Linked DNA regions of Homo sapiens: region 2 is linked to region 1. Evidence: read pairs that join two places in POLR2A ChIA-PET (ENCODE). Cell type or tissue: Panc1. All regions are shown on one strand. Each heading gives the region's core, and the rest is flanking DNA. Links, peaks and the distances in the headings are about the cores only.

Region 1 (9,004 bases), core at 554-8,553:
AGGAGGGAAGATGTCATCAGCCCCCCTTTCTTTGGCCAGCACATGTGACCTCCCGTTTCCTTGAAGCCTTCTGACTAGTCCTGCCACCCCCGGCCAGGATGGCTGTGGAGGGCATCGGTTCTTCCTGATAAACAAGCCCCACCCACCTCCAGCTGCTGAGGGAGGCTGCAGAGGGGACAGCAGCCAGGTGGTGGGGACTGATAGGAGGCCACCTACAGCCCCTCGCAGGGCCAAACACCCATGCCCTTGACACCTGGCCCCATTCTGTCCAATCACTGGACCGACTGCAGCTGTCTCTGCGAGGGCCCTCTTCTTTATAGTCTTTATTTTGGCAAAAGGACTTTTGGCCAAAAAATAAAAATAAAAAGGCAGCCAGGATTCCAGCTATAGAACTGAGCAGAATCTACTGCAAGACTGTGGTAGGGCCAAGACATTCAGACACAGGGACAATCTCGGGTTAGCTGGCACCACGGTTGGCTTCTGACATTCTAGAGAACACCCAGTTACTGGACAATTTTATTCCTTTTGTTTTGATAAAAACACCCATCTATAAGCACTGTGAGCCACGCATTTTTCTTCCTAACCTTTGGGGAGACTAAAGAAGCTGAAATAAAAGAATTTATGAGGGCGTGACTTGCAGGCAATGGAAAATTTTTAGACATTCATTTCTTCGTGAAACATTGCCGTAAGTACCCGGGATGTGTTAGGCACTGTCCTGAATGCACAGGACGGCGTGACACATCTTCTGTCTGTACTCAGCATGCATGCACATGTGTGTGAGAGTGTGTGTGAGACAGTGTGTGTGTGAGATGCCCCTTCTGCCTCTCCCCAACATTTTTTAAAGTACAAAAACCTGTAATAGAGAGGGGGTAGGAAGGTTTAAAGAATGAGCCAAGGACCTTGCCAAGCCGATCGCAGTGTTTGGAGTGACACCTGTTTTCTTCCACTTGAGAAATCATATTAATAATAAACACTATATTGTGTATATTCTGTACTAGGCACTGTTCTGAGTACTTTGAAAATATTGGCTGGGCACGGTGACTCATGCTTGTAATCCTAACACTTTGGGAAGCTGAGGTGTAGGAGGATTGCTTGAGGCCAGAAGTTCAAGACCAAGCTGGCCAACATATCTTTTATTTTATTATTTTATATTTTTGAGACAGATTCGTGCTCTGTCGTCCAGGCTGGAGTGGAGTGATACGACCTTGGCTCACTGCAACCTCCGCCTCCCGGGTTCAAGCGATTCTCCTGCCTCAGCCTCCCGAGAAGCTGGGACTACAGGCACGTGCCACTATGCCCGGCTAATATTTGTATTTTTAGTAGAGACGGGGCTTCATTATGTTAGCCAGGCTGGTCTCGAGCTTCTGACGTCAGGTGATCCACCCACCTTGGCCTCCCAAAGTGCTGGGATTACAGGCGTGAGCCACCGCGCCCGGCCTCATCTCTAATTTTAAAAAAAGGAAATATTAATGCATATAATCCTCACAACAACCTTGACTACTGTCAACCCCACTTAACAGAAGAGGATCTGAGAAGCCCAGAGAGGTTGAGTAATTTACCAAGGATCACACAGGGATTACTGTCAGAGCTGGGATCCAAACTCGCTGAGTCTGGGTCCAGGGCCTTTGCTCTGAACAACCATGCTATGTTACTCCTCGTGTATTCATGAGTGTCTCCTCTGTGCCAGGCACTGTTCTCAGTGTAGGGGACAGAGCAATGGAAAAAACTGACAAAACCCCACCCTCGATGAGCTTATGGTCTTATGGGAAGGCAGGGACAATAAACAGAAGAGTAAAATACCAGGGCTGCTACCTGTGACAAGTGCCATAGAGAAACACCAATGGGGCGGGAGACAGGGAGTAGGAGGAATGTTAAATAAGGCCATCAGGGAAGGTCTCCCTGAAAAGGTGCCACTGGAACCAGAACTGACGGAGACAAAAGGACACTGGGGCTCTGGGAGAGCAAGTCATCTGCCTGAACTCCCCCTACGTCCCTGGAAGGAATAAGTGGCACAGGCAGGCGGGGCTGCTAGGCGGTTTACAGGACATGGAATCATGTTAAGACAAAAAGGCAGGTCTCTTCTGTGGCTTTCCCTACCCCTCTTACAGAGACCCCCTGCCAAGGCAGCGTGGGTGGGCCTCTTTGGCTCTTAATTAAACACCTGGCAAATTTGGAGAGCCCAGCTGGGCAGCACACTCCTACCTCCCGACGAGGGTGGGCGGCCAGAACAGACGACAGGGGAGGTTCTGGGCTCTGGCCAAGCCCAGACCCTCCCTGCACTGCTCCCAGGCCCTGCTGGGGACGCGTTTTCTCAGGCAGATGAGTTATCTTTTGTCCTAATCTCCTTTGAGGTTCTGATCCCACTTGGGTTTCTGCCGATTTTACCACGGTGCAGAAGAAACAAGGACAGCTCACGGGGCCCTGGGGCCTTGTGACTGTATATATTTACTGCAATTATAGTCATTTCTAACCTTAATTTAGGACACACCAGATGCCAGGTATGAACATATCTCATTTTACATTCATATTCTATGAAGTCTGAATTATTAACGTCCCATTTTACAGATGAGGGGCCTGAGATAGAGAGAAGGGAATTTGATCAAAGTCAACAACAAGTGAGTAGAGAGAGGAATCCAGGGAGTCTGAGGCCAACTCTTTGCCACTGTATACACACACACCGCTCCAGTGCCAGGGCCTGAGCTGGGGACAAGGTCAATGTGGCTGACAGGCAGGACAAGAGGCCATTCCAGATGAGTGCAGAGAAGACCCACAGCCATGGGGTGGAAGCAGGCCCAGTGGAGGCATCCGAGACCTCACAGGTCGTTAGAGAGGGCTTCCCGGAGGAAGGAACAGCTGGGCTGGGCCCTGAAGAATCATCAGGAGGCGGCACGGTGTGTGCAGAAGGTGCCACTCTGGAGAGGATCCCCAAGACCTGTGTGCCACCTGTCGGACTGGAGAAGGCAAGGAAGGAAGTTGATCTGGGCAGGAGGCATGATGAAAGCCTGGGTCCAATCCCCATCCGCTCCTTACTGAAAAGCTAGGAAACGGTCAGGAGATGTTCGCTGGGCCGGCGGCACTCCGCTGAGGCCTGCACCAGCTCATGGAGTTGTCTCCCAAACTCTTGCTGGGAAGGTGCTATTTTTGGCCCTCTAAAGGTCAGAAAACAAGCTCAAAAGCCTTCAGGACTCGGTCTGAGGTCACCGGGCGATGAATGGAGGGGCCCTGTCTGCACCCAGGCAAACAAAGAGGCTCCAGACTGCCAGGCCGGATGCGCTCCGGGCTGGACGCCGGCTCCGCGTGTCTGGGCTTGCCATTCCTGGACCGCCAGACTTCATTTACTACTATTTTTATTTAAAAAGACTCACTTGGAAGAAAGTGATAGATTTCTTGAAAGGAAAGCTGGTATGACTGCTCTGAAGGAAAACCAGTTTTCACTTAGCACCAATGGAAAGTGACGGAAATGAAACATAACAAACAGCACTGTGGGTTTCTTGCCCGCGGCTTCCCTGAGGACGCCTGCTCTTCCACTCAGAAGAAAAGGGAGGAGCAGCGAGCGTCGGGAGGTGTTCAAAACACAGCGAGACCCAGCCAGAAGGCCTGGACAACAACTCCGCAGGCAACGTGTGGAAGTTCAGACCAAGTCAGTCGGCTGCGCCCCAGCCTGGCTGAGGCTCTGCAGACCCGGGGCTCGGCCGAAGACTGCGCGACCTTGGGCAGAGCGCCACACCTTCCCGAGCCTCAGTTTCTCTGGCTGTCAACTAGGAGGATCGCTTCCTTGGCTTGCAGGGATTTGGGGTTTCGGGGACCCTGGAAGAGCTCGGTCCCGGGCAGCTACAAGTGCAAAGGCGTCCTTGGCGGAGGCGGCCGGACCCCGGCGCGGCCCTGCGGACGTCTGGGGACCTGGACACCGCCCGGGATCAGGGTCGGGGTGGGGTGCTTACCTGGTGGCCGCGGCAGTCCCCGCGCGCCGTGCGGAGCAGCCGGGCGTCTAGCCTGGGCGGGAGCAGGGCCAGGGCCAGGGGCGGCGGGGCGCAGGGGGCGGTGGCGCCCAGGAGCCAGGTGGCGCGAGGCCGGACCCGGGCGCCCACCCTGCCTGCCGGACCCAGCAACGCCAGCAACCCGGCCATGGTGCGCAGCTAGGCGCAGCACCCGCGCCGCTGACCCGGGAGGCGGGCGGAGGCCGGGGAGGGTGGGCGGAGCTGACCCGGCGAGGGCCCTCCCCGGCCCCGCCCGCCGGCTTCGCCGCCGCGCGCGCGCGCTGGGCGGGACTGAGGAGGCCTGTGCACATCCCCTTGGCTCACCCGCTAGCTCCGCTCCTCGGGAGCCGGAGTCCAGGGCTGGTGGGCGGGGCTGAAGGAGCGCGCCCCGCCTCCTCTCCGCCCACCAGCCCCGCCCCTTTGGGGGTGGGTGCAGGTCTTTTCAGGGTCTTGGGCTTTCTAACTGTGGTGTGTAGTTGGCGGGTTTCCTTATTCTGCGGGCACAAAGGTGGGCGTAGGGCCGTGGCTTATGAGCTTTTCTCCCTGCAGAAATGGGTGAAATCTGAAAAAAAATTATAGATATGTTTACGTGTTAGCTCCAAAGAAGAAAATAAATATGAGAATTGATATTAGTACATGTTTAATAAAAAGTCCTCTGACCCTCATAGATTGTTGGCGTGAATGTAAAGCGAAAGATGGTGTGGCAGTTTCTTGAAAAGTTAGACATACACTAACCATACAACCCAGCAACTCCACTCCTCGGTAGCTTCTCAAGAGAAACAAAGGCTCGACACTCAAAGACTAAAATGTGAAGACACCAATGTTTGTAGAGATCTTATAAATATTAGTCAACAATTAGGAATGCCCATAAACTGGGACGTACTGTGGCACAAGTCTTCAATGGGACGCAATGCAACAATTAAAGGGAACAGACTACTGATACATGCACAACATAAATGAATCTCAAAGCTCTTATGCCAATTGAAAAAATCTAGGCACAAAAGTCACACACTGGAGGATTCCAGCTACATGAAGTGCCCAGAATAGGCAAAATCACAGAGACCTAAAACAGATCCGTGGTGGCCTAGGGCTGGGAGTGGGAAATGAGATTGACTGCCAAGGAGTGGGAGGAACGTCTTGGGGTGAGGGAAGGATCCTAAACCCAGATTGTAGGGATGGTGACAGCTGTGTAACTAAAACTCGTGGGACTGTACACTTAACATGGATGAATTTTATGCTGTGTAAATTATACTTCAATAAAGATGTTCTGGCTGGGTGGAATGGCTCATGCCTATAATCCAAGCACGTTGGGAGGCTGAGGTGGGAGGATTACTTGAGCTCAGGAGTTCAAGACCAGCCTGAGCAACATAGCGAAACCCTGTCACTACAAAAATAAAAATAAATTAGCCTGGTGTGGTGGCATGCACCTGTAGTCCCAACTACTCGGGAGGCTGACGCAGAATTGCTTGAGCTCAGGAGGTCCAGGTTTCAGGGAGCCACGATGGTGCTACTGCACTCCAGCCTGGGTGACAGAGCGAGACCCTGTCTCTCTAGAAAAAGAAAAAGAAATATATTTTACAAAAGATGTAATATTCTATTAGTCAACTGCAATTCAACTCAACCAAGCTCTTACACAGGCACAGAAATGATATTAAACACATATGCATTAAAAAATATTTATTACATAAGATGGAGTTATAGCTGTGAAAGTAACAGGGTCTGTTGGAGGGAGGTCCTAAAGTGCCCCTGGATGGGAATCCTTCCATTTAAGTGTCTGCAAGAAGCTGGGGAAGAGTGCTTAAGGGTGCAGATTGTCTGTCAGGTTGGCCCTAGAAGTCCAGCTGTGTGATTTGGAAGTAGTGACTCAACTTCTCTGAGCCTTGGTCTTTTCATGTGTAAAATGAAGATAATAATAGTTTCCCCCATGAGATTGTTGAGATAATTCTTTGACACAGTTCTTGGAAAGGGCTTCACTCAGTGCCTGGTGCACAGAGAGGGCACACACGTTAGCTGGGATGTTGTAGAGATGCCTTGCCTGAAGCCCCTCTGTCACCCGGTGACAGTGCCACCTCCAGATGGCATCTGATCTCGACTTCCTCATGGTTCCCATGATTTTCTTTCTTTTTTTTTTTTTTTTGGAGATGGAGTCTCGCTTTGTCGCCCAGGCTGGAGTGCAGTGGCGCGGTCTCAGCTCACTGCAACCTCAGCCTCCCGGGTTCATGCCATTCTCCTGCCTCAGCCTCCCAAGTAGCTGGGACTACAGGCGCCCGCCACCACGCCTGGCTAATTTTTTGTATTTTTAGTAGAGACGGGGTTTCACTATGTTAGCCAGGATGGTCTCGATCTCCTGACCTCGTGATCCTCCTGCCTCGGCCTCCCAAAGCGCCCGTGATTTTCTTGTCACCAGGCCTTCTTCATTCATTTAAGTTTCCTGCCCAGGCTTCATGGGCAGTTGAGTTTGTGATTCATGCTATATGCTTATTAGAGAAGAGAAAAAGGTAATTTTGTTTTTCCCTTTAAATTTGACAGTAAATATAATACTGTAATTATAGACTTTAGGTTCTTTTTTTCTTCTTCTAAAAGTGAAGAAACTTTTGCTTTTAACAAAATGTATTGGAGCTGCTGCCTGCCTGAACTTGTGACAGTTTTGTTTTTTTCTTATTGTGTCAGCTCTCTTTGTCTCTCTAGAGCAGCAGCTCATGCATGAACTATATTTATTTTAATTTCTTCATTTTCATGAATAGATAATGTGTTCTCACGGTTCAGATTTTTAAAGGTACAAAAAGTCTACACAATGACAAGCTTCCTTCCTATCCCAGTGACCAGTTCTCCTCATTTTTTTCTCCCTAGAGACAAACACTGTTACCCGTTGCTTGTGCATATCCTTCTAGAAAATTTTACATGTGTGCAGGCAAATTCCTATGAACGGTTTTCATTGCTGTTTTTACCCAAGTGGGGCATAGTATACACAGTGTTCTTCACCTGGACTTTTTTTGCTTCCATTATATTTTAGAGTTTTCTGAATATGTACACAAAAATCTTCCTTATTCTTAAAATCTGCTTAGCATTCCAGTGTATTCCAGGGTGCTGTAATGCTTTAACCAATCCCTTGTGGGTGGACCATTAGGGTATTTAGGGTATTTTCCAGTCCTTGTGATCATAAACCATGCTGTGATGAACCAGCGGGTATTTCTGTCACTTGCCGTGTTTAAGTATGCCTGTGTAATAAATTCCTCAAAGTGAAATTGCTTAGTGAGAAGATATGTGTATTTGTAAATTTGAATAAATGGCAAAATTTCACTCCATAAAGGTTGCAGAGTACAGCAAATGAGAGTTTTTTGTTTGTTTGTTTGTTTTGAGATGGAATCTTGCTCTGTCACCCAGGCTGGAGTGCAGTGGTGTGATCTCAGCTCACTGCAGCCTCTGTCTCCCAAGCTCAAGTGATCCTCCTGCCTCAGCCTCCTGAGTAGCTGGGACCTCAGGAGTGCACCACCACGCCTGGCTAATTTTTGTATTTTTAGTAGAGACGGGGTTTCACCATGTTGGCCAGGCTGGTCTCAAACTCCTGGCCTCAGGTGATCCGCCCGCCTCGGCCTCCCAAAGTGCTGGACTTACAGGCATGAGCCACTGCGCCTGGCCAAGAGTGTCTATTTACCCCGACTCTAAATGGTGTCTTTAGCAGAGAAATGTAGGACTGACTTTTATGATCTTAACTTGAGAATCTGACATTAAAGGCAGCCATATAAGGCCAGGCGCGGTGGCTCACGCCTGTAATCTCAGCACTTTGGAAGGCCAAGGCAGGCTGATCACCTGAGGTCAGAAGTTCGAGGCCCGCCTGGCCAACATGGTGAATCTCAGTCTCTACTAAAAATACAAAAAATTAGCCGGGTGTGGTGGTACATGCCTGTAATCCCAGCTACTCAGGAGGTTGAGGCAGGAGGTTGAGGAGGAGGTTGAGGCCCCTTGAACCCAAGAGGCGGAGGTTGTGGTGAGCCGAGATCGTGCCACTGCACTCCAGCCTGGGCAACAAGAGTGAAACTCCATCTTAAGAAAAAAAAAAAAGGTCTTCATCCTTGTCATCTTTGCATTGAGCTGGCTGAGGAGGAAAAGGAAGAGGAAAGGTTGTTCTTGCTGTCTCAGGGGTGACAGCGCCTATAGTGACAGCTACTCCGGAGGCTGAAGTGGAAGGATTGCTTGAGCCCAGGAGGCAGAGATTGCAGTGAACTATGATCACACCCCTGCACTCCAGCCTGGGCGACAGTGAGACCCAGTCTCAAAATAAAATAAAATAGTAAAATAAAAAATAATAATTAAAAAAGCAGGCAAGAAGTGCCTTTCAAGGTATTAAAATATGAAGCTGTTTTCTTCTTTTCGTAATCTCTCTCCCTTGAGTTGTCATGGTGATTTTTACTGCCTATTTAACAGTGTCCTTCTATTTTTTTTTTTTCTGAGACAGAGTCTTTCTTTGTTGTCCAGGCTAGAGTGCAGTGGCATGATCATGGCTCACTGCAACCTCAACCACCAAGGCTCAAGCAATCCTCCTGCCTCAGCCTCCTGAATAGCTGGAATTACAGGCGCATGCCACCATATCCTGCTAATTTTTTTAGTTTTTATAGAGATGGGTGCTATGTTGCCCAGGCTGGTCTTGAACTCTTAGCCTCAAGCGATCCTTCTGACTTGACTTCCTAAAGTGTTGGAATTACAGGAGTAAGCCACTGTGCCAGGCCAAAAGGAACTTTTTGAAGGTCACAGGGTTCCATCTGCAACCTTCATTCCTTTGCCTTGTAACATGACACATTCGCAGTTTCTGTGGATTGGGACGTGCACATCTTTTGTTAGGGGAAAGTTATTCTGTCTACCATACTTGATTACTTATGTACTTGAATCTTTTTGTATATTTCTTGGCCATTTGGATTTATTTTTCTGTGAAATTTCTGCTGAAATACTTCGTGCATTTGTAAAGGTTTTTTCTTGTCAGTTCTAAGACTTATACTGACACATGCCATGAAAAAGCCTTATTTGTTAGG
Region 2 (9,004 bases), core at 656-8,655, 130 kb before region 1:
AACACAGCTCTGAAAATGGTCCATTTATTTGTATTCCCTTCTAGTTCAACTTCATCTGTGTCTAAATGGCACAGCTGTATCATTATAATCAAGGTGTAGCTGAGTTGCTTTTCACTTATGTCCTAAGTTTCTCCCACTGATAGTCTTCATATTTGTAGTCTTTTTTTTTTTTTTTTGAGACAGGGTCTCGCTCTGTCACCCAGGCTGGAGTGCAGGTGGTATGATCATAGCTCACTGCAGCCTCCACTTTCTGGGCTCAAGTGATTTTCTCACTTCAGTCTCCCAAGTAGCTGGGAATACAGGTGTAAGCCACCAAACCCAGCTAATTTTTTATCTTTGTAGATATGGGGTCTCACTATGCTGCCCAGGCTGGCCCTCAACTCCTGGGCTGAAGTGATCCTACCACTTTGGCCTCCCAAAGTGCTGAGATTACAGACATGAACCACTGCATCTGGCCCATACTTATAATATTAAAGTAGTTAAATGTAACTCTACTGAGATTCTAGCACATTGTAGCAAATATGTCTATCAGGTAAAATTTGTTAAATCATGGTAACAGCTGCCACTTACATAGTCTTAGAAACAACACTGGACATTTTGTGCATACATCCCCCTGCCCCTTTTAAAAACAGTATTTCCTTAAGATAGGTTTTTTTTGGAGATGGAGTCTTGCTTTGTCACCAGGCTGGAGGGCAGTGGTGCAATCTCGGCTCACTGCAACCTCTGACTCCCTGGTTCAAGCGATTCTCCTGCCTCAGCCTCCTGAGTGGCTGGGATTACAGGCACGCACCACCACACCCAGCTAATTTTTGTATTTTTAGTAGAGACGAGGTGTCACCATGTTGGCCAGGATGGTCTTGATCTCCTGCCCTCGTGATCCACCCGCCTCGGCCTCCCAAAGTGCTGGGATTACAGGTGTCACCCACTGCGCCCAGCCAAGATACGTTTTTTTAAAAGTAGGATTACTGGGCTGGTGTGAGGAAAGAGAGCAGGAAGGAGCTGGGCAGAGAAAGAGCAACGTTTCTGAAATAAACAGACCTCCTTCCCTCTCACACATACGCTGAGGCCTCACTTCGCTAATCTGTTTCCTCCCTTGCAAAATGGGAATGATGATGGAATCCACTTCAGAGTGTTACTGTGAGAATTAAAAGCAAGAGCAGAAAGAGCCAAACACGGTTGTCAAAAGCACATAAAAAGTGTCACTGAGTCTCCAAGGAATCCAGTCACCACTGGATTCCAACTCTAATTCCCACTTTAAAAAAAATTTTTTTTTAAATTACAGACGAGATCTCACTCTATTGCCCAGGCTGGTCTCAGACTTCTGGGCTCAAGTCATTCTCCCGCCTCGGCCTCCCAAAGTGCTGGGATTACAGGTGTGAGCCACCGTGCCTGGCCTGTAATTCCCACCTCAATGTTTGTATCAAATGTTCACTCTGAAAAACAAATAAAAAGCAGTGCCAGGCACAGTGGCTCACACCTGTAATCCCAGCACTTTGGGAGGCCGAGGTGGGAAGATCACTTGAGCCCTGGAGTTTGAGACCAGCCTGACCAACATGGCGAAATCCCGTTTCTATAAAAAATACAAAAATTAGCTGGGCATGGTGGTGCATGTCTGGGGTCCCCAAAAAATATAGAAGCAATGACTTATTTAAAATCCATACCATTCTTATGAACTACTTACAACCAATGAAAAGACTTAGAAGTTCATGGAACTCAGAATCTATCGGAACTGAGATTTTAGCAGGCAAATGAGCGCTAGCTTATCTCTCGTGTGCGCGTGGTGAGTTAAATCCCATGGTATTCACCTAAAGCAGTAACTAACAAAGATTTCAGAAATCACTAAAAGAATGAAAGTGCGCCTTTCCACCGTAAGTTCAAAATTCAACATAAAAGCCCCTGTCAAGGCAATCATGGAAATGCTGTTTGATGTGAACTCTGGTGAAGCTGAGGCTCACCACTGACACCGGACGGAGCATGCGCCACTTTCTGTGTGTGAATAAAATGGGTGAGGAAACAAAGGCAGCTAGGTTTTTGTGTTTCTTTCTGCAGGCCGCTACGTCGAAGACATCTGCGTATACGGACCAGGAGACCTGCCGTGGCTCATTCAGTCGCCTTCTCTGTTTGCCAACAAATTCGAACCCTCGACAGACCCGCTTGTGGTTACCTGCTTAGAGCGGCGGCACAGACTTCAAGTGCTGAGGCAGGCAGAAGTTCCTATAGAGCCACACTGGCATTTTCAACAGCAGAGTCATTTCAATATGAGACTGAACCGCTAGGGAGTGTTTGCTTTCTTACTGGTATCATTCTGTTTCCTTGACTTGAAACAAGAGAACATTGAACCAAAGAAGTGGGAAAATGATTCCTTGATACAAACTATTCCTAAAATGAATTCAGAAACATGCTATTGACAAGACTTTACTATTGATTACAGGCCACTTTTATAGCTTTGGGAAAGAAATCACAAGACAAAAAAACTCAAGCTACCACTGGTGACATATAGCAATGCACTTAGAAGGCCAAATGCTTCAGTAAAAAGCTGCTGAAAACCCAAATTCTCCAAACACCTGGATCCAGGCTCAAGCTGGAATAAGAACGACACAGCCTGTTTTGAAGACCCAGATACTACTGTGTATGAGATACTAAGAAAGAACAGACTCCCAGTGAAAATGAAAATATGCTTATCTGAAACAGTCCTCATTGGCTGCAAGCAATGTAACCCTATTCTGGCGGTCCTAGAAAAATAATGAAGAGTGTATTTCTCTGGGTAAAACAGAGCTCATCTGGAGTAGAAAACACAGCTTGTTAAAAAGGGTGCCCCAAGTGTCTGCGGTCTTGACATGTCGTCTCCTAGCACCTTCTGTGATGGTGGACATTCCACAGCTGAGCTGTCTAACTGCTCACCACAGCCACAGGGGCTCCTGGGCATTGGAAACATGGCTGGAGCGACTACAAAAGTGAATCTTTATTTTTATTTAATTTTTAAAAATTAAGTTACCTTTATTTATTTATTTATTTGAGACGGAGTTTTACTCTTGTTGCCCAGGCTGGAGTGCAATGGCACGATCTCGGCTCACCGCAATCTCTGCCTCCCAGGTTCAAGCCATTCTCCTGCCTTAGCCTGCCGACTAGCTGGAATTACAGGCATGCACCACCACGCCTGGCTAATTTTTTTGTATTTTTACTAGAGACGCGGTGTCTCCATGTTGGTCAGGCTGATCTCGAACTCCCGACCTCAGGTGATCCGCCTGCCTTGGCCTCCCAAAGTGCTGGGATCACAGGCGTGAGCCACCGCACCCGGCCTTAAGTTACCTTTAAATAGGCACATGTGGCTAATTGTACCATGCTGAACAGCACAGATCTGAGACATGAATGGCCATGATTATCTCTATTCACAGATCTGGGTCTCCTCCCTTAGAAAGTCCACGACTTTGCTGCTGCCGCTGCTGTTGTGGAGAACTTTATATATATCCTCCTTCTCTAAAAGAGTTCATACAGCATCATATGAAACTGAAGTGCGTGACAATTAAACAGCACAACATACAAGAGATTTAAAGATGGGAACACAGGAACCAGAGGAGAGGAAATTAAAGAAACATAATTCCAACGCAAAGTGTAAGCACCTCAGTAAATGGAAGCTTCCCACGCATAGAAATGAAGTCAAGTCACTGTGTGAAATAGCCCTGGGAAAACATCATTGCTAGACAGAAGGAAAAGGGATTTGGAAGACAGATCCCACAAATCAAACATCAAGGAACCACAGAAAAGTAACACCTTTGTTTAAACAAATCTTTCTTCCCCTTGGATATCTAATCCAAGGAAAGCACATATGGAAAATATTAAGACTTTCAAAAAGAACACAAGAGCCCCATGACAGCCCACCACCACCTTCCCACACATTTCTACAGGCAAACACGGCGCCCCCAAAGGCGATAGCTGGCTACATGCTGACAGGCTGTTCATTCAGAAAGCTCAGATTAGCCACGATTATGTCCCCGGTATTTTATAACTCAATAGCAACTGAATGTAAACCCCATTAAAGGAACAATAAAAAAGATTACATCTTTCAAGTTACTTAAAACATAAGCCTGCCTTCACTTCATTCCAATGTCAACCCGTGGTACACCCAGTCACATACCGTGAAGGGGGCCCTGTAAAAGCATCCGCCCACCAGCACCGTTAGGAGGACATGGGTGCTCCTGGGTGGGGAAGTGCTCAGAAGAATGGCTGACACTTTTAACGGATGAGAAAATCGAGGCACAGGGAGATGATGGGATGTTCCTGGGACCACACAGCTGGGAAAGTGGGGCTGGGATTTGGACCAGGCAGCTACACTCTGCAGTGTGACTACTGAGTCCCAGGTAGCTACATGACCTTACGTCACACAAAGAAGCACAAATTGAAACAAACACCTGCCCCCAACAGGCTTAATGCTATAATGAAGACATGTCCTGAACAAATCATTTCAGTATGGCCAGGCGTGGTGGCTCATGCCTGTAATCCCAGCACTTTGGAAGGCTGAGGCGGGTGGATCACGAGGTCAGGAGTTTCAGACCAGCCTGGCCAATATGGTGAAACCCTGCCTCTACTAAAAATACAAAAAAAAAAAAAAAATAACCAGGCATGGTGGTGGGCGCCTGTAGTCCCAGCTACTCGGGTGGCTAAGGCAGGAGAATCACTTGAACCTGGGAGGCAGAGGTTATAGTGAGCCAAGATTGCACCACTGCACCCCAGCCTGGGCAACAGAGCAAGACTCCATCTAAAAAAAAAAATCATTTCAGTAACAGCAGGATAAAGCAGAATAATAAAAGTACACTAAATGCATGTGGAATGTAAAAGCCTGAGACTGGGCTTCAGTGGAGAGTGGGGACAGCAATGGAAAACAAGGCCAAGAGTCAGAGAGGTGGGGAGGCCGAGAGGCAGGGAGGCTTGAGAGGCAGGGAGGCCGAGAGGCAGGGAGGCTGAGACAGGCAGCTGCGACAGGCCAGGGAGGCCAAGGGAAAGCAGCAGCTTCCGTGAGCATGAGAACAAGAAGCCTAGGCTCACTCTCTCCTTATCAGACCCTCAGTCTGTTGATGGGTAGAGTGAAAGAACAAAATGAACATGTGAAAGTTTAAGGCTGCCTATGCTGTGTCTTATCTGATTCCTTGAGGCTAAATATTCACAAAGACTATAAAGATGGCAGAAACCTAAGATACTCTGAAGAAGGCCAAAGCCTGAAAACCAGAATCAGCTGCACTGACCACTTCTGACGACACTCCTTTTCCCTAACTTAACTTTTTCTCTTTCTACTCCACCCCCTCCATGAAAAGCAGGTAGACAGTGTGAGTATATATATTTTTGACTTCTAACTTTAAAACATCCACACACCCCATTCACCTATCTACAAAGCCTACATAAATGAAGCCACAGAGGTAGCAAGTCCAATGCTACGGATCACAACTCCAGTACTCTACATTGGCACTTTTTTTTTTTGAGACAGAGTCTAGCTCTGTCGCCCAGGCTGGAGTGCAGTGGCGTGATCTTGGCTCACTGCAACTTCCACCTCCCAGGTTCAAGCAATTCTCCTGCCTCAGTCTCCTAAGTAGTTCGGACTACAGGCATGCACCACCAAGCCCAGCTAATTTTTGTATTTTTAGTAGAGACGGGGTTTCATTATGTTGGCCAGGCTGTTCTCGAACTCCTGACCTCAAGTGATCCAACCACCTCAGCCTCCCAAAGTGTTGAGATTACAGGCGTGAGCCACCATGTCTGGCCCCACGCTCTATGATTTTATTTTCTAAATTGTGTATTATGGGTTGAATTATGCCCCCCTGCAAAATCCATATGTTGAAGTCCAAGCCCTAGTACCTCAAAATGTGACCTTATTGGGAAACACAGTCAATGCAGATGTAATTAGTTAAGATGAGGCCATTAAGTTGGGCCCTAATCCAGTACCGGGACTGGTGTCCTAATAAGGGAAAATGTGGACACAAAGACAGACATGATAGAGGGAAGATGATGTGAACAGGGCGAAGGCCGTCTAGAAGCCAATGAGAGGCCTGGACCAGATCCTTCCCTCAGAAGAAACTAACCCTGATGACACCTTGATTTTGGACGTTAGTCTCCAGAACTATAAGACAATGACTTTCCGGTAAGTCATCCGGCTTGGGTACTTAATTACAGCAGCCCCAACAAACTAGCACAGAGTATTCAACACAGTTCTGCAAAGGCAACTCTGATGTACAGTATAAAAGTAAAAATAATTCATTATCTCGTTCATTCTTTGTTGGCAACAGATGTATCTTTAAGACAATTTCCTGAGGTATTCCTGAATTTCAACCAGTGCCCTGTCATAACTGCAGAAAGTCGCAACAGCCAAGGTGGCCTCCACGAGGAGCCGGGAGGAGCCTACGCTCGCTCCTGTTCGTCACCTGGTCTCTACTGTCCCTTGTGCAATCCTGACGTGGCTCTGTTCCTCTTTCCTCCTGCTTCCTTCCCTTCTCTTGAAGTGCAAGGTACAGACTGTTGAAAGCTTACTAGCTTTCAGTAAAACTTCCCAAGCACCAACGATATAATCTCAGAGTTCCCTTGTAACGCTGTATTTCCATGCAACAGAATCAGCTTCTCTGTGAAGCTCGGCAGACAGTGAGGTTTTACTGCATACGTGTCATCATGGTTATTAGTATGATTGTTTTAGGCCAACCAACGCAAAGGACAACTGTGCACCCATCTAACAGATGGGTACTATTATGGGCGTAAGAAAAAACTGGATTGCTTTAGATCAGTAGGTCCCCCAAACCTGGTGACCCATTAAAATGATTCTGAGAACTCTTAAGAACTAGAACTCCTGCTCCTCCTTCTGGCATTCGAAGGTTTCCCCAATCCAGTCCGACTCACACCTCGGCCTCTCTCCCTGCTCCTGTACCCCACCCCACAGTCCTGACAGGACCAGGCCTCGATCACACCTGCCACTCATCTCAGTATGGCTGCCCGGCTGCTTCTGCCCCATGAGCACTGCTGCTGCCTTTCTTTCCCCCACTAACCAATCACAGTCCCAGCAGGACTTACAACAGTGTTTTGCAAACTTCAGCCATTCCCCTGCCAACTGTACTGTCAATATCTTAATATTTTTATTTAAATCTACCCATTGTTTCTGCTTAATTTTAACTGCTAACTTTATTTTTTATTTATTTATTTATTTTTTTGAGATGGAGTCTCACTCTGTCACCCAGGCTGGAATGCAGTGGCACAATCTTGGGTCACTGTAACCTCCAGCTCCCAGGTTCAAGCAATTCTCCTGCCTCAGCCTCCCGAGCAGCCAGGATTACAGGCGCGTGCCACCACACCCAGCTAATTTTTGTATTTTTAGGAGAGACAGGGTTTTACTATGTTGGCCAGGCTGGTCTTGAACTCCTGACCTCAGGTGATCCACCCGCCTTGGCCTCCCAAAGTGCTGGGATTACAGGCATGAGCCACTGTGCCCAACCTAACAGTTAACTTTATATTCCTAGGCTAAATATAGAGAAACAGTACTCTTTGCCATAAATATCAAGTTACCATAAAAATGCAGAGAATACCAAACAGTTTTGCTAGATCCTGCCTGCCAAAGCTCTGAGCTTAAAGTCTACTTTCTTAGGCAGTTAAGAGAGTGTTACAAACGTACGAAGATTAAAGGGAGACTTTCTCCTGAAAGCAAGCAGAAGGTCTGAAGGACAGCAAAATGGGCGTCACTGTCCTGCCAGACAACGCCTTACAGAGATACCCAGTACCTGGCTGTGCGCCTCCCCAGAGCAGCACCGCTACCACCAGCAATCTCTCCATCCCCGGGAGTGCAACCAATAACCATGCTCTTCCTTTGAGGCCCAGAACAAATGCCCCTCCCTTTATAAAGCCATTTCTTACCAGTAGACAAAAAAAAGTTCTCTGGCCCCTTAGTGCCAATATCTTTACCATCTGTTTGGTACCTGGCCTCAAAAAGCAAAATAGAGTGTGATGTCTCACATAACATGATTCCTGCAGGACTGCAATCTCCGTGAGTGCAGGAACCATGTCATCCAAATCTTATTTTCCCTTGGAATCTATGCCATCATCTTAATACGGGAGCCACAATAAATACTTCTGGCTGAATATCAACCAATTCCCAAATGTTTTATTTGAATTTCTTTTCTTAAAAGAAAGCTTAATAAGACAGACTCCTCATTCTATGAAGGCTTTATTCATAGTCACCCCAAACTGGACATAACTCACCGCCCCCACTGACCTCTTCCCCACTCACCTCTGCCTGCCTCCGGGCCTAGGTAACGGGAGCCACCCAGTCCTCCTCCACGTCTAGGATTTTTAGAACAAAATTAATGCACATCCCATCCGGCTTACAGCTGCCTTCTGGCTTCCTGCTGCTCTTCGAATAACATCCATAAGCCCCAGTGTGGCCCCCAGGCCTTGCATGAGATGACCCCTGCCTAACTCTTTAATCTCATCTACTCCCCTCACCAGCCCTCCACTCTCACACTTTCTGTTCACTGAACTCGCAAAGTCCTCTGTCACTTCTGAGCTTTTGCACATGCTGTTCCTGCTGCCGAAGAGGCTGCTACTCAGGCTGTGCACAGCTGGCTCCCTCGTGCCCTTCGGGTCTCAGCTCAAACCTCCAGATATGCCTCTGCCGACCACCACTACGCCAGCCTCTCTCCCTCCATCACATGGCCTCATGTGTTTCCTTCCTAGCATCGGTCACAATCGATTCTGCCTTGCTCATCTACTTGAGGGTCTCTCTCTCCAATCAGAATGTGGGATGCAGGAGGGCAAGGGCCTTCATGGATCTTATTCAGTATGCTTTCCCACAGATCAGTGCCTAGAAGAGACGATGGCCCCTAACCATCACTCAGTGAAAGCTGCTGGCTTTCACAACAGGGAGCAACAACACAGTGGGGAGGGGAATGAAATACAAACAGGGTTGATACAGGAAAATACAGTCAGAAGCTGCCGGCATCCATGACGTTAAATGAAGCAGCACGCTTTCGATGGGCCA

The links. ChIA-PET counts read pairs that join two places held together with the same protein. Peaks named below come from ENCODE experiments on the same cell type or tissue, not always from the same donor. Only the 100,000 strongest peaks of a DNase experiment are listed, where the experiment ranks them.
Region 2: POLR2A ChIA-PET joins it to region 1 with 14 read pairs; 2 of 35 experiments call an interaction of 5 or more read pairs at or near these places.

Annotation. Positions count from the first base shown.
Region 1 is chr20:56,354,129-56,363,132 of GRCh38, reverse strand. FAM210B (family with sequence similarity 210 member B) reads right to left here and starts at 4,159. Exons shown (of 3, transcript NM_080821.3): 1 at 3,942-4,159. The coding sequence starts at 4,127. RefSeq lists an enhancer at 1-160 and silencers at 727-916, 3,883-4,482. In Panc1, for the core only: no CTCF peak of the experiment used is centred there; a DNase peak (open chromatin) is centred at 4,312; H3K4me3 peaks cover 1,764 bases; H3K27ac peaks cover 493 bases; H3K27me3 peaks cover 299 bases.
Region 2 is chr20:56,484,829-56,493,832 of GRCh38, reverse strand. The region is part of intron 5 of RTF2 (replication termination factor 2); the gene reads right to left. It also overlaps the pseudogene GCNT7. Among named protein-coding and RNA genes, the nearest start is that of RTF2, 21 kb to the right of the region's middle. In Panc1, for the core only: no CTCF peak of the experiment used is centred there; no DNase peak of the experiment used is centred there.